Regions from separate parts of the Homo sapiens genome. Here region 2 is linked to region 1. The links are chromatin loops, found by intact Hi-C in ENCODE. Cell type or tissue: HCT116. All regions are shown on one strand. Links, peaks and the distances in the headings refer to the core of each region. The heading gives the core; the rest is flanking DNA.

The links. Hi-C counts contacts between places; a loop is a spot of excess contacts. Peaks named below come from ENCODE experiments on the same cell type or tissue, not always from the same donor. Only the 100,000 strongest peaks of a DNase experiment are listed, where the experiment ranks them.
Region 2: a loop joins it to region 1, with 3 times the contacts of the local background. A loop is called at or near these places in 28 of 110 quality-filtered maps.

Annotation. Positions count from the first base shown.
Region 1 is chr2:26,959,027-26,965,418 of GRCh38, forward strand. It overlaps LOC124905979 (a long non-coding RNA gene), which reads right to left and starts at 6,046. Exons shown (of 3, transcript XR_007086251.1): 1 at 5,973-6,046. In HCT116, for the core only: CTCF peaks have their summits at 2,854 (motif pointing right) and 3,057; a DNase peak (open chromatin) is centred at 2,905; H3K27ac peaks cover 381 bases.
Region 2 is chr2:27,188,813-27,195,204 of GRCh38, forward strand. No RefSeq gene overlaps it. Among named protein-coding and RNA genes, the nearest start is that of ATRAID, 20 kb to the right of the region's middle. In HCT116, for the core only: a CTCF peak has its summit at 2,902 (motif pointing left); a DNase peak (open chromatin) is centred at 2,909.

The DNA of each region.
Region 1 (6,392 bases), core at 744-5,743:
AAGAAAGTCATTTTCAGACATGCAAGATTGAAAAGATTGACCTTCCTTGGAACCTATTAGAGAGTCCATTTGAGAGTGTGCTCCACCAAAATGAATAATAAAAAGACATGGGCCAGGCACGGTGGCTCACGCCTATAATCCCAACACTTTGGGAGGCCGAGGCAGGTGGGTCACTTGAGGTCAGGAGTTCAAGACCAGCCTGGCCAACATGGTAAAACCCCGTCTCTACTAAAAATACAAAACTTAGCTGGAAGTGGTGGCATGTGCCTGTAGTCCCAGCTACTTGGGAGGCTGAGGCACGAGGATCGCTTGAGCCTGGGAGGCAGAGGCTGCAGTGAGCTGAGATCCTGCCACTCACTCCAGCCTGGGTGACACAGAGCGAGACCCTGTCTCAAAAAAAAAAAAAAAACAAGACATGGGATGAAGGAAATAGGACATTCAGCATAAGCAAGAAAATAAGGAAGTTCCAGAATGGTGGTAGAGGAAGTTGTTCTCTAAGCTGCTGCACAGCTGGTCCAGAATGGAACAGTCCTGAGAAAATCCTGCCCAGCAGGCTAGAATAGCCACCTGCCCTCAGTATTTGCCTGTTTGTAACAAAAAGCTATAAATGCTCAGCTGAAAGAGGTTCTTGGGAATGGCAGAACAACCAAAAGTTTGCCCTGGCTCTTGATAAAGAGCTGAAGAAGAAAAGATTTGCAAGAAGAATGAAATCATGGCTTTTCTGAGTTTGCAGATTTCTTGCACACATCTAATTAAACCTCTGCAGAAATTTCTACCACATCCCTAACCAATCATCTAACTCAGGACGCAGGATGTTTAGCCCAGTGACGGCGTGCCTTCAGCAGGCATATATCACACTCCCCGCAAGTTCTATTTATTCAGTATCATTTCCTTAACTGAAACTAAATTATCTATCTTCAGCTTGTGCCCCTTTATCCTAACTCTTCCTATGAAGGCACACAGAACAATCTTATTCATAAACAGCTCTTCCAATTTCACACATTATTGCAGTCTTTACTTCTGCCCACTACATTCATGCTTTCAGGGTTGTTCTCAGAGTTTAGCATGAATCAGAATCACCTGGAGGACTTGTTTAAGCCCAGCTTGCTAAGCGCCACACCAAAGTTTCTGATTCAGTAGTTTTGATGTGGGGCCTAAGAACTTGCTTTTTTTTTTTTTGAGATGGAATCTCATTCTGTCCCCCAGGCTGGAGTGCAGTGGCACAATCTGGGCTCACTGCAACCTTCGACTCCTGGCTTCAAGCGATTCTCCTGCCTCAACCTCCTGAGTAGCTGGGATTACAGGCACCTACCACTGTGCCCAGCTAATTTTTGTGTTTTTAGTAGAGACGAGATTTCACCGTGTTGGCCAGGCTGGTCTCGAACACATGGCTTCAAGTGATCCGCCCACCTCAGCCTCCCAAAGTGCTGGGATTACGGGTGTGAGCCACCGCTCCCGGCCACCATCCTTATCTTAAAATGTGGCACCAACCCTCCAGAATGGAGTTTTCTGACTGAAGGTGCCCAGAGAGAGTGCTCACCCATGCAGAGGAAAGGACCAAAGGGGCTTTGCAGAAGCAAAGACAATGCCCCGCTAGCTCTTGATAACCTGAGCAGCTGATGAACTCAGCATGTGCCCAGGAGTCCCCTCAGGACTTCCGGAGAGCAGCTGGGGCACCTTCCCTCCGTAGCGCGTTACATCCAGGACAGTCAAGAATCCCAGCCAGCCTGTTAGGTGACCGACGCAGGCCCTCGCTGAGCAGCAAGCAGAACTGCTGCCCTTGCCTGGGTTCTCCAAGAGCCTGGGATCCTCCCCGGCCCTCAGACAGCCTCTTCCCCCACAGAGCAAGGCGTTTCGGGGGCTGTGAGGTGAGTTTCCTGAGAGTGAGTGAAAGGAGCGACTTTGGGGATTAACTGTCTTGGACACATCTTCCCTCCAGACGTCTACTTCCCAACCTCTCAATCTTTTTTGCCTCCCTTCCACACTCATTGTTGCGTCCCTTAAATTTATTTCATCGTTTTGTTTTTCTGGATTACCTGCCACAGCCTTTCTGTTCATCTCTCCACAGTCAGACCCGGGATCTGAACCCTGAGCTGACAGAGATGCTGAGAATCTGGCCTTCTGCTGCTCCGAAAGGATTGGGGATGTGGCAGGCCATGCCCGCTTGGGAGGTCAGTTCACCAGGAGCGACTGTCCTCAGTGCCTGTGCCCCCAGACTGAGGAAGAAGGAGATGCTAAGGGTAGCCTTTCATATCACATACAAAGAGCCTGGGAAGATGAGATGGAGGTGAGGAGGAGAGGCATTCAATCCAGAGGGAAAAGGGAAGTAATGCTTATTAAACGCCTACTGTATGCTAAGTACTTTGCTATACACGTATGTGTTACTGATTTAAGGTTGGAGTGGGGCTGAAATTCCCTGTAACTATTGGCCCATGGGATTAAAGACTGTTCTGTCTTGGAAGATAATCATGACTGATGAGCCTCTGAGGACGGAGGGTGAAGATTTTTAAAACTACCCTCAAGCATGAGCCCTAATACCCTCAGCCAACCCAGGTTATGGTGCTTCTCCTAAGGCCATGAATTCCAGCCTGGGGAAGAGCTGGGAACAGCTGGAGAGGCAGAGGATTCCAGGAACGTGAAGCCCTAGCCAGTAACCTCCTGTGGAGAGTGACTTCACCCCCAGGCGGCCAGAGCAGCAGCTGCTGAAAACCGAAAATGCCAGGAAGATCCATCTTCCCCTGCCCCTGGCCACCTCCAGGCTGGCTTCCTCTTCTGCGTGGTCTCTGTCTGGTTTGGCATTTCTCTGCTCCCCAAGTCCTGGATCTTGTGGGATGGCCCGTGGCCACTGTACTACCTGTAAAGGCCTCCAGATGGCGCTTTCAGCTCATCAGTGGTCGCTGCTTTGGCTTACGATGTGAACAGATAAAGCTGAAGGAATGGCAGGTGTGTCCAGGTTACCAGGCCCCAATCCCTGCCCCCAGAGCAGCTCAGGCTCCTCTGCCTCGAGTGCGAGTGAGTGGCCATAGCAGCCTTCTCCCGTCTGGAGCTCCCTGGAGGAAGCTGTCCCTTTCAAGACCAATCTCAGAATTTAGGATAAGGTTGCCAGATACAGCAAATACAAACACAGAATGCCGGGCCAGGCGCGGTGGCTCACGCCTGTAATCCCAGCACTTTGGGAGGCCGAGGCGGGCGGATCACAAGGTCAGGAGATGGAGACCATCCTGGCTAACACGGTGAAACCCCGTCTCTACTAAAAATACAAAAAATTAGCTGGGCGTGGTGGCGGGCGCCTGTAGTCCCAGCTACTCGGGAGACTGAGGCAGGAGAATGGCGTGAACCCGGGAGGCGGAGCTTGCAGTGAGCCGAGATCGTGCCACTGCACTCCAGCCTGGGCGACTGAGCAAGATTCCATCCCATAAAAAAAAAACAAAACAAAACAAAAAAAACAGAATGCCCAGTTAAATGTAAATTTCAGATAAAAAATAATTTTTTAGTTTATGTCCGAATAATGTCTGTGTCATACTTATGCTAAAAATTATTTTTTGTTTTTTTGAAATTCAAATTTAACTAAAGTGTCTTGTCTTTATGTGGCAATTCTAGTTTAGGTTTATTTACAGGAGTTCTCCACCTTCTGTCTAATCCATGCTTATAGAACATCTACCAGGCATGTGTGAGACATGACAACAGGAAGCAAGTGTAGCTCCTGCATTTAGAGGTGAGTTTGAAAAAAGACATGTTGACACACAAGAAAATGTAGGAAGCATGGGATAGTGGAAGAAGTCTGGATTTTGGTGTTGACTTTAAGTTCAAGCTCCACTTCTGATGTTCACTAGCTGTGTTATCTTAGGTAAGTTATTAACCTCTCTGGGCCTCTGTTGTTTATGTGTGGAAATAAGAATAATACCAACCTCTGGCTGGGCGTGGTGGCTCACACCTGTAATCCCAGCACTTTGGGAGGCCGAGGCAGGTGGATCACCTGAGGTCAGGTGTTCAAGACCAGCCTGGCCAATATGGTGAAACCTCTTCTCTACAAAAAAATACAAAAATTAGCCGGGTGTGGTGGTGGGCGCCTGTAATCCCAGCTACTCGGGAGTTTGAGGCAGGAGAATAGCTTGAACCCAGGAGGCAGAGGTTGCAGTGAGCCGAGATCGCACCACTGCACTCTAGCCTGGGCAACAGAGCAAGACTCCATCTCAAAAAATAAAAAAAGGAAGGAATAATACTAACCTCAGAAGGTGACCAAGGAGGTTATAAGAAATTGTATGTATCTCATGCCTGGCTGCCATAGGATCTGAATATATGCTAGTTTTATAAAATAACTACCAGGCCAGGCACGGTGGCTCACGCCTGTAATCCCGCACTTTGAGAGGCCAAGGAGGGCAGATCACCTGAAGCCAGGAGTTCGAGACCAGCCTGACTAACATGGTGAAACCCCGTCTCTACTATTTTTGTAAAAATACAAAAAAGCCGGGCATGGTGGCATGCGCCTGTAATCCCAGCTACTAAGGAGGCTGAGGCAGGAGAATCGCTTGAAGCTAGGAGGCGGAGGTTGCAGTGAGCTGAGATGGTGCCATTGCACTCCATCCTGAGCGACAGAATGAGACTCTGTCTCAAATAATAATAATAATAATAATAATAATAATATATAATTATCATGAGAAAGAGACAACTAAAAGTGTCAGCCATGGTAACAATTAACTTTACCTCCTTTGGGAGACTGTCTACAATGAATGTAACACTTCACTTTTATTTTATTATATTATTATTATTATTATTTGAGATGGGGTCTCACTGTGTTGAACAGGTTGGTCTTAAACTCCTGACCTCAAGCGATCCTCCAATCTCAGCCTCCCAAAATGCTGGGATTACAGGCGTAAGCTGCTGCACCTGGCCCACACTTCACTTTTAAATAGAAATAATAGCTAATACCATGTATTGAATGCCCACACCATTGCCCTAAGTATCTAATAAACATGATCTCATTTAATCCTTATATTAACTCTCCAAGGTATTTACTATTATTGTCCCCAATTTACAGATGGAGAAACTGAGTTAAATAGCTTGCCACAGAGCAAGTAAGTGGTAGATTTAGTGTGTTCACTCGAGTCCAACTCCCCAACCAATGTTCCTAACCTCTATCTTACACTACCTTTGCATGGATTGGCCCTTGAAGTTTGAGTTGGTGACCACTATGAAGAGAAGCACAGATTGTGGCTACAGAGCATCTGGAACAGCAGATGGAGATGCAGAAGCTGGGAGGGGTGAAAGAATAGTTCTGGGGCCCTGAGTTGCTCGGCATTCTGGAAACAGCAGGTCATTAATGTTCACAGGTGTGTCTTAAGACCTTTGCAAGTTCTCAGTTTCCACACTAGCTTCTATATAGAAGGTATAACTGGGGCGGAGAGGGGGGATCAAGTAGTGATCCTACTGAATGACCCTTACGAAAGTTTTGTTAGTGTTGATAGTCACCATTTATTGGATATTTATCCATCAGGCAGTGCCAGGCATTTTTCACACATTATCTCATTTAACCATCACAACTACAGATGAGAAAAACCAAGGCCAAGGTCACATAGCTAGGAAGTGTTGGACCCAGTGCTTGTGTAACTCCAGCAGGGAGGAGGGTTGATGCACTCTCTAAATAAGGGCTCATTCATTTCAAGGCATGTAATTAAAATTCATTCCTCAGCAAAATTGTGTATGACTTACATAGGTCTCTTGTAAACATTCAAAACCATGTCAAAGGTTTCCTGTATTGTGGGAATCAGTCTTATTTCAGTGCCCTGTTCCACTTCTAGCTAGTTTCAAATGAATAATGAATGCAGTTGGTAACAATTACCAACTTTACAGCACCTTCCTGTCTCCACCTCACAGCCGGGGCAGGGCAGGCTTGCTTGCTCCAATCTAAACTCTAGCCCCGCAACTCACAGAGTTAATCCACCCTCTTAGACTCCTCTGGTTTGCCCACTTACCTTGGGGAAAGTGCAGAAGGATCAGATTTTTTTCAACTTGCTTGGGTGATTTTACTCCAAGATGTTAAGAATGCAAAGTACAAGGTGCTAAGAATACAAAGGTAGATAAGATATGGTCTTTGAGTGTGAGGCCCTCCTATGGGGAAACATGGGGATAAGCATAATAACTGAAGGCAAAGGGGAACCATAACAAAGAATGGACCCGGTACCAAGGAGAAAGAGCAAGTAGGGGCCGGACGCGGTGGCTCACGCCTGTAATCCCAGCACTTTGGGAGGCTGAGGCGGGAGGATCACGAGGTCAGGAGTTTAAGACCATCCTAACCAATATGGTGAAAGCCCATCTCTACCAAAAATATAAAAATTAGCCGGGCGTGGTGGTGCACACCTGTAGTCCCAGCTACTCGGGAGGCTGAAGCAGGA
Region 2 (6,392 bases), core at 697-5,696, 230 kb after region 1:
TTTTCCTTTCTACCATAGAATAGAATTGAAAGTTCAGAAAGCAGCCTTTTTGTGTGTGGTCTACTGATTTTCAGTGAGGGTGCCAAGACAATTGAATGGGGAAAAATGGTCCCTTCAACAAATTGTTTTGGGACTACTGGATACATGCTTGCCAAAAAATGAAGTTAGGTGACTACCTCACACCATATACCAAAATTAATTCAAAACAGACTACAGGCGAGGGGATCGCTTGAATCCAGAAGTTTGAGACCAGCCTAGGCAACATGGTGAACTCCTATCTCCACAAAAAATTTAAAAATTAGCCAGGCATGGTGGCTTGCATCTGTGGTCCCCACTACTCAGGAAGCTGAGGTGGGAAGATCACCTGAGCCCAGGAGGTTGAGGCTGCAGTGAGCCATGATCACATCACTGTACCCCAGCCTGAGCAACAGAGTGAAACCCTGTCAAAAAAAAAAAAAAAGGGCCAGGCCTGGTGGCTCATGCCTGTAATCCTAGCACTTTGGGAGGCTGAGGTGGGAGGATCACGAGTTCAGGAGATTGAGACCAGCCTGACCAACATGGTGAAACCCCGTCTCTACTAAAAATACAAAAATTAGCCAGGCATGGTGGCACACGCCTGTAATCCCAGCTACTTGGGAGGCTGAGGCAGGAGAATCGCTTGAATCCGTGAGGTGGAGGTTGCAGTGAGCTGAGATCACGCCACTGCACTCCAGCCTGGGCGACAGAGTGAGACTCCATCTCGAAAAAAAAAAGAAAAAAAAACAGTAAGGGAAATTGTGTGCCCAGGGAGAGAAGGTATATGCGAACTCCCTGTACTCTCCTATCAATTAAAAAAACAAAAACAAAAACAAAAAAAAACTAAAACTGCTCTAAAAATAAGAATAAAATACAAGAAAGAAAACCCCTACAATGAGAACCACTTCATACCTACTAAGATAAAAAAAAAAGATGGACACTAACAAGAGTTGACAAGAATTTGGAGAAATAGAAACTTTGTTTGTTTGTTTGTTTGTTTGTTTTTTGAGACAGTCTCGCTTTGTCGCCCAGGCTGGAGCGAGTGGCGCGATCTCCGCTCACTGCAAGCTCCGCCTCCCAGGTTCAGGCCATTCTCCTGCCTCAGCCTCCCGAGTAGCTGGGACTACAAGCGCCCACCACAACGCCCGGCTAATTGTTTGTATTTTTAGTAGAGGCAGGGTTTCACTGTGTTAGCAAGGATGGTCTCATCTCCCGACCTCGTGATCCGCCCACCTTGGCCTCCCAAAGGAAATAGGAACTCTTATAAGTTTGCTGCTGGGAATGTAAAGTTTGCAGTCACTCTGGAAAACAGTCTGCTAATTCCTCAAAAGGCTAAACGTAATTACCACATGACCCAGCAATTCCGCTCCTAGGTATATAACTAAGAGAAATGAAAACGTATCCACACAAAAACCTGTACATGAATGTTCATTGCAGCATTATTCATAATAGCCAAAAATGGAAACAACCCAAATGTCCATGAACTGATGAATGGATAAACAAAATGTAGTACACATCCATGCAATGGAAAATTATCAGCCGGGTGCAGTGGCTCACGCCTGTAATCCCAACACTTTGGGAGGCCAAGGTGGGTGGATCATGAGGTCAAGAGATTGAGACCATCCTGGCCAACATGGTGAAACCCTGTCCCTACTAAAAATACAAAAATTAGCCAGGCGTGGTGGCGCACGCCTGTAGTCCCAGCTACTCGGGAGGCTGAGGCAGGAGAATCACTTGAACTCAGGAAGCAGAGGTTGCAGTGAGCTGAGATTACGCCACTGCACTCCAGCCTGGGTGACAGTGAGACTCCATCTCAAAAAAAAAAAAACACAAAACAAAGAAAATTATCAAAATATAGTACACCTTTTTTTTTTTTTGAGACGGAGTCTCACTCTTGTCGCCCAGGATGGAGTGCAGTGGCGCACTCTCGGCTCACTGCAACCTCTGCCTCCCAGGTTCAAGTGATTCTCCTGCCCCAGCTTCCCGAGTAGCTGGGATTACAGGTGCCCACCACCACCCCTGGCTAATTTTTTGTATTTTTAGTAGAGACAGGGTTTCACCATGTTGGTCAGGCTGGTCTTGAACTCCTGACCTCAGGTGATCCACCCGCCTCGGCCTCCCAAAGTGCTGGGATTACAGGCGTGAGCCACCACACCTGGCCCAAAATGTAGTACATCTACAATGTAAAGGAATGAAGTCCTGATGTATGCTACAACATGGATAAACCTTGAAAACATTACGGTAAGTGAAGAAGTCAGGCACAAAAGGCCACATATGTTATGATTCCATTTACATAAAGTGTTCAGAATAGAAATCCCTAGCATCAGAAAGTCCCACACCCGCAGTGTCACTGGAGACCACGTAGGAAGCACTCCTCCCCAGCCACGGTGTGTCAGCAGAGGCTAGTGGGGAGCCTGAACTTAACACCCCTGCCCAAATGTAATGAGGTGCTCCTCCCAGGGTGTTAATGGGGGCTCTGTGGGGAACCTGGCCTTCTGCTCCCACCTGATAACAACAAGGTGATTAGAATACCTGTACAATCAGCAAACACAGATTTGAGAAAAAAACACAACTGATTCTTGGCAACCCAGTGGGAGAGTCACGTGTGTGCGATTGCTTCAGAGTAGCCACTAGCTGTGGGATTTCAGTGGGCTTTGCCCACTGGTCAGTATGTTTTGCAGAGTAAATGGAAAGCTTCTTTCAATCTGTCGAGGTGATTAAACCAGGTTGGTTAGGATCACTACTGCATTTCTACATGCAAATAATGCAAGTTAATTGAACCTTAATAATCTGAGCCTGCTTGCCATTTTGAAATAACAGTGCCTATGCAAAGACTGAGAGGGGAGCTCACTATAAGCACCATCCATACTTTGGATATTGGGGACCCCTTGTGGACAATTCAGACAGAGCGAGGGCTCTCTGAGATTGCCTGTCAAAAGCAAGTAACCAAAATTCACACATGAAAAACTGAATGGAAAGCCACACAGATGTGGCACTCACGTCGTTCAGGAAAAGCAGTTTCTCTGCTGTTGTCATGTGAGACAATCAAATTAGTCTATAAGTTTAATACAATCCTAATAAAATCTTAATAGGGTTTTAAAATTGGAATTGGAGAATTCTGATTCTCTTTTGGAAGAGAAATGTTCAATAACAGCCAAAAAAAAAAAATCTTTAAAAAGATTATGAGTAGGAATTTTCCCTGCCATATATGAAAATGTAGATCTAAATATACAGAAAGTTTATAAATATAAATCGATTTTGCAATATAAATGTAGCTTATGATAGTGGTGGCATTTAAGGTCTCGAAGGAAGAGTGGTTTTTTCAATAAATTGTATGAAATAATTGGCTATCCACTGAAGGAAAAAATAACATTAGATTGAATCTTCTACCCCATCACATCAAACACAGGTGGTAAAACGATTAAACATTTAGAGAAAAAAGTTGAAATATTAAATATTTAAACTATATTTTATTAATATTGGGGTAGTAAATGCCTTCCTCAACAAAATACAAAACCCAGGAGCTGGGTCGGGAGCGGTGGCTGGGCCAGGGACGGTGGCTTATGCCTGTAATCCCAGCACTTTGGGAGGCCGAGGTGGGTGGATCACGAGGTCAGGAGATGGAGACCTCCTGACCAACATGGTGAAACCCCGTCTCTACTAAAAATACAAAAAAAATTAGCCGAGCATGGTGGCGGGCGCCTGCAGTCTCAGCTACTCGGGAGGCTGAGGCAGGAGAATGGCGTGAACTCGGGAGGCGGAGCTTGCAGTGAGCCAAGATCGCGCCACTGCACTCCAGCCTGGGCGACAGAGTGAGACTCCGTCTCAAAAAAAAAAAAAAAAAAAAAAAAAAATTAGCCAGGCATGGTGGTGTGCGCCTGTAATCCCAGCTACTCCAGAGGTTGAGGCAGGAGAATCACTTGATCCCGGGAGGCAGAGGTTGCAGTGAGCCGAGATCGCTCCACTGCACTCCAGCCTGGGCAATAGAGCAAGACTCCATCTCAAAAACAAACAAACAATGGGAGCTATAAAAGACTGAGAGATTTGCGTTCATAAAATTTAAAACTTGAGTTAAAAGAAATACTAAAATAATCAAATTTAAAGGAAAAGGGAGTGAGGGGAAAAAACTGTTGACGAAATTACTATTCAGAACATATACAGAGTTCTGACAATGTTTTAAATTGACAAAGGATGTGACCAGGAAGTTGACAGAAAAATCTAAATCAAAAAAGAAGAAAAAGGAGGAGGAGAAAAGAAAGAGAAAAAAAGAGAAAGGTGCTCAAACTCAATACTAATCAAACAAAGCAAATTAAATGAGATTTTCTTTTTTGCCCATCAGATTATTGAACATTTAAGATAGCCCATCTAAAGCCACAGTTTTTGCTATGTGATGCTCTAGCTGCAGTACATTTTTAAAGGATTTATAATTTCCAGTGTGATTTTCTCTTTAATGCAGATGTTATTTAGGAGTATTTTTAAATTTCCTGATGTATAGGGCTTTAAGAAATACTTTGGCCGGGTGCAATGACTCACACCTGTAATCCTAGCACTTTGGGAGGCCAAGGTGGGCAGATTGTTTGAGCCTAGGAGTCTGAGACCAGCCCGGGCAATATGGTAAGATAAGACCTGCATCTCTGCAAAGAAAATTCAAAAGTATTAGCCAAGAGTGGTGGTGTGCACCTGTAGTCCCAGGTACTCAGGAGGCTGAGGTAGGAGGACCACTGGAGCCCAGGAGGTTAAGGCTGCAGTGAGCCATGATTGCACCATTGCACTCCAGTCTGGGTGACACAATGAGACCCTGTCTCAAGAAAAAGGAAGGAAAGAAGGAAGGAAGGAAGGAAGGAAGGAAGGAAGGAAGGAAGGAAGGAAGGGAGGGAGGGATTGATTTTAGTATTAGTAATACTGGAATTGTTCTTGTATTACTAATACTAAAATATTATCCTTTATAAATTGTATAAAAAGGCATAGAAATTCTGTGATAGCCATGTCTAAATCAAAAAGAATTTAAAAAAAAAAAGCATACAGAGATAAGAGATCAGGCCCCTCTTACCCCTGTCTCCCTTCCTGCTGGCCCCTCTCTCAGCCAGTGATCATTGTTAGTTTCTTCTATAGTACTCTAGAGATAGTTTATGCATATGCAAACAAGTGCTGACATATTTTATTTTATTTTTTGAGATGGAGTCACGCTCTGTTGCCCAGGCTGGAGTGCAGTGGTGCAATCTTGGCTCACTGCAAGCTCCGCCTCGCAGGTTCACGCCATTCTCCTGCCTCAGTCCCCCAAGTAGCTGGGACTACAGCCACCTGCAACCACGCCTGGCTAATTTTTTGTATTTTTAGTAAAGACAGGGTTTCACCGTGTTAGCCAGGACGGTCTCGATCTCCTGACCTTGTGATCTGCCTGCCTCGGCCTCCCAAAGTGCTGGGATTACAGGCATGAGCCACTGCGGCCAGCCAAGTACTGACATATTCTTTTGCTCATCATTTTTACTAGAAATGGTAGCATATTATATGTTATTCTGCATCTTGCTTTTTCTCCTTAATAATATATTGAAAATAGACAGCAATGCCAGTGATCATCATGTGATATCAATTGATTTAAAATATTTACCGTGAGATACACACATTTAATACATACATATTTGTAATGTTTAAAGTGAACATCTAGGCTGGGCTCAGTGGCTCACACCTGTAATCCCAGCACTTTGGGAGGCCGAGGCGGATGGATCACCTGAGGTCAGGAGTTCGAGACCAGCCTGGACAATGTGGTGAAACCCTGACTCTACCAAAAATACAAAAATTAGCCTGGCATGGTGGCAGGCACCTGTAATCCCAGCTACTCGGGAGGCTGAGGCAGAAGAATTGCTTGAACCTGGGAGGCTGAGGCAGAAGAATTGCTTGAACCCGTGCTGGCTAGTTTGTTAAAGTGAGCTGAGGTTGCATCATTGCACTCCAGCCTGGGTGACAAGAGCGAAACTCCGTCTCAAAGAGAAAATAAATAAATAAATGAAGTGAACCTCTATGATGTCCGCTACAACAGTGCTGGTACTTTTAAAGCTCATCCCTGACCACATCATCCACCCTCTTCCCTCAAGGAGCCACTATCCTGACCCTGGGGTTAATCATTGCCTTGCCTTTTTTTCATGGTTTTACCACCTTCTTATGGGGCCAAGAACAATAGAGCTTAATTTTTTCCATGTTGAACTTTAACAAAGAGAATCATAGTGTTTCCTTCTGTGACTGCTCTCTTTTGATCAACATTGTTCTGTCAATGTGTGTGATTGTGGTTAATTTGTTTGCCATTGCTACATAGCACCCCTGTAAGCACGTAACACTAGATCGTATGGACTTTTGGGTTGTCTCCAGATTGGGGTTATGTT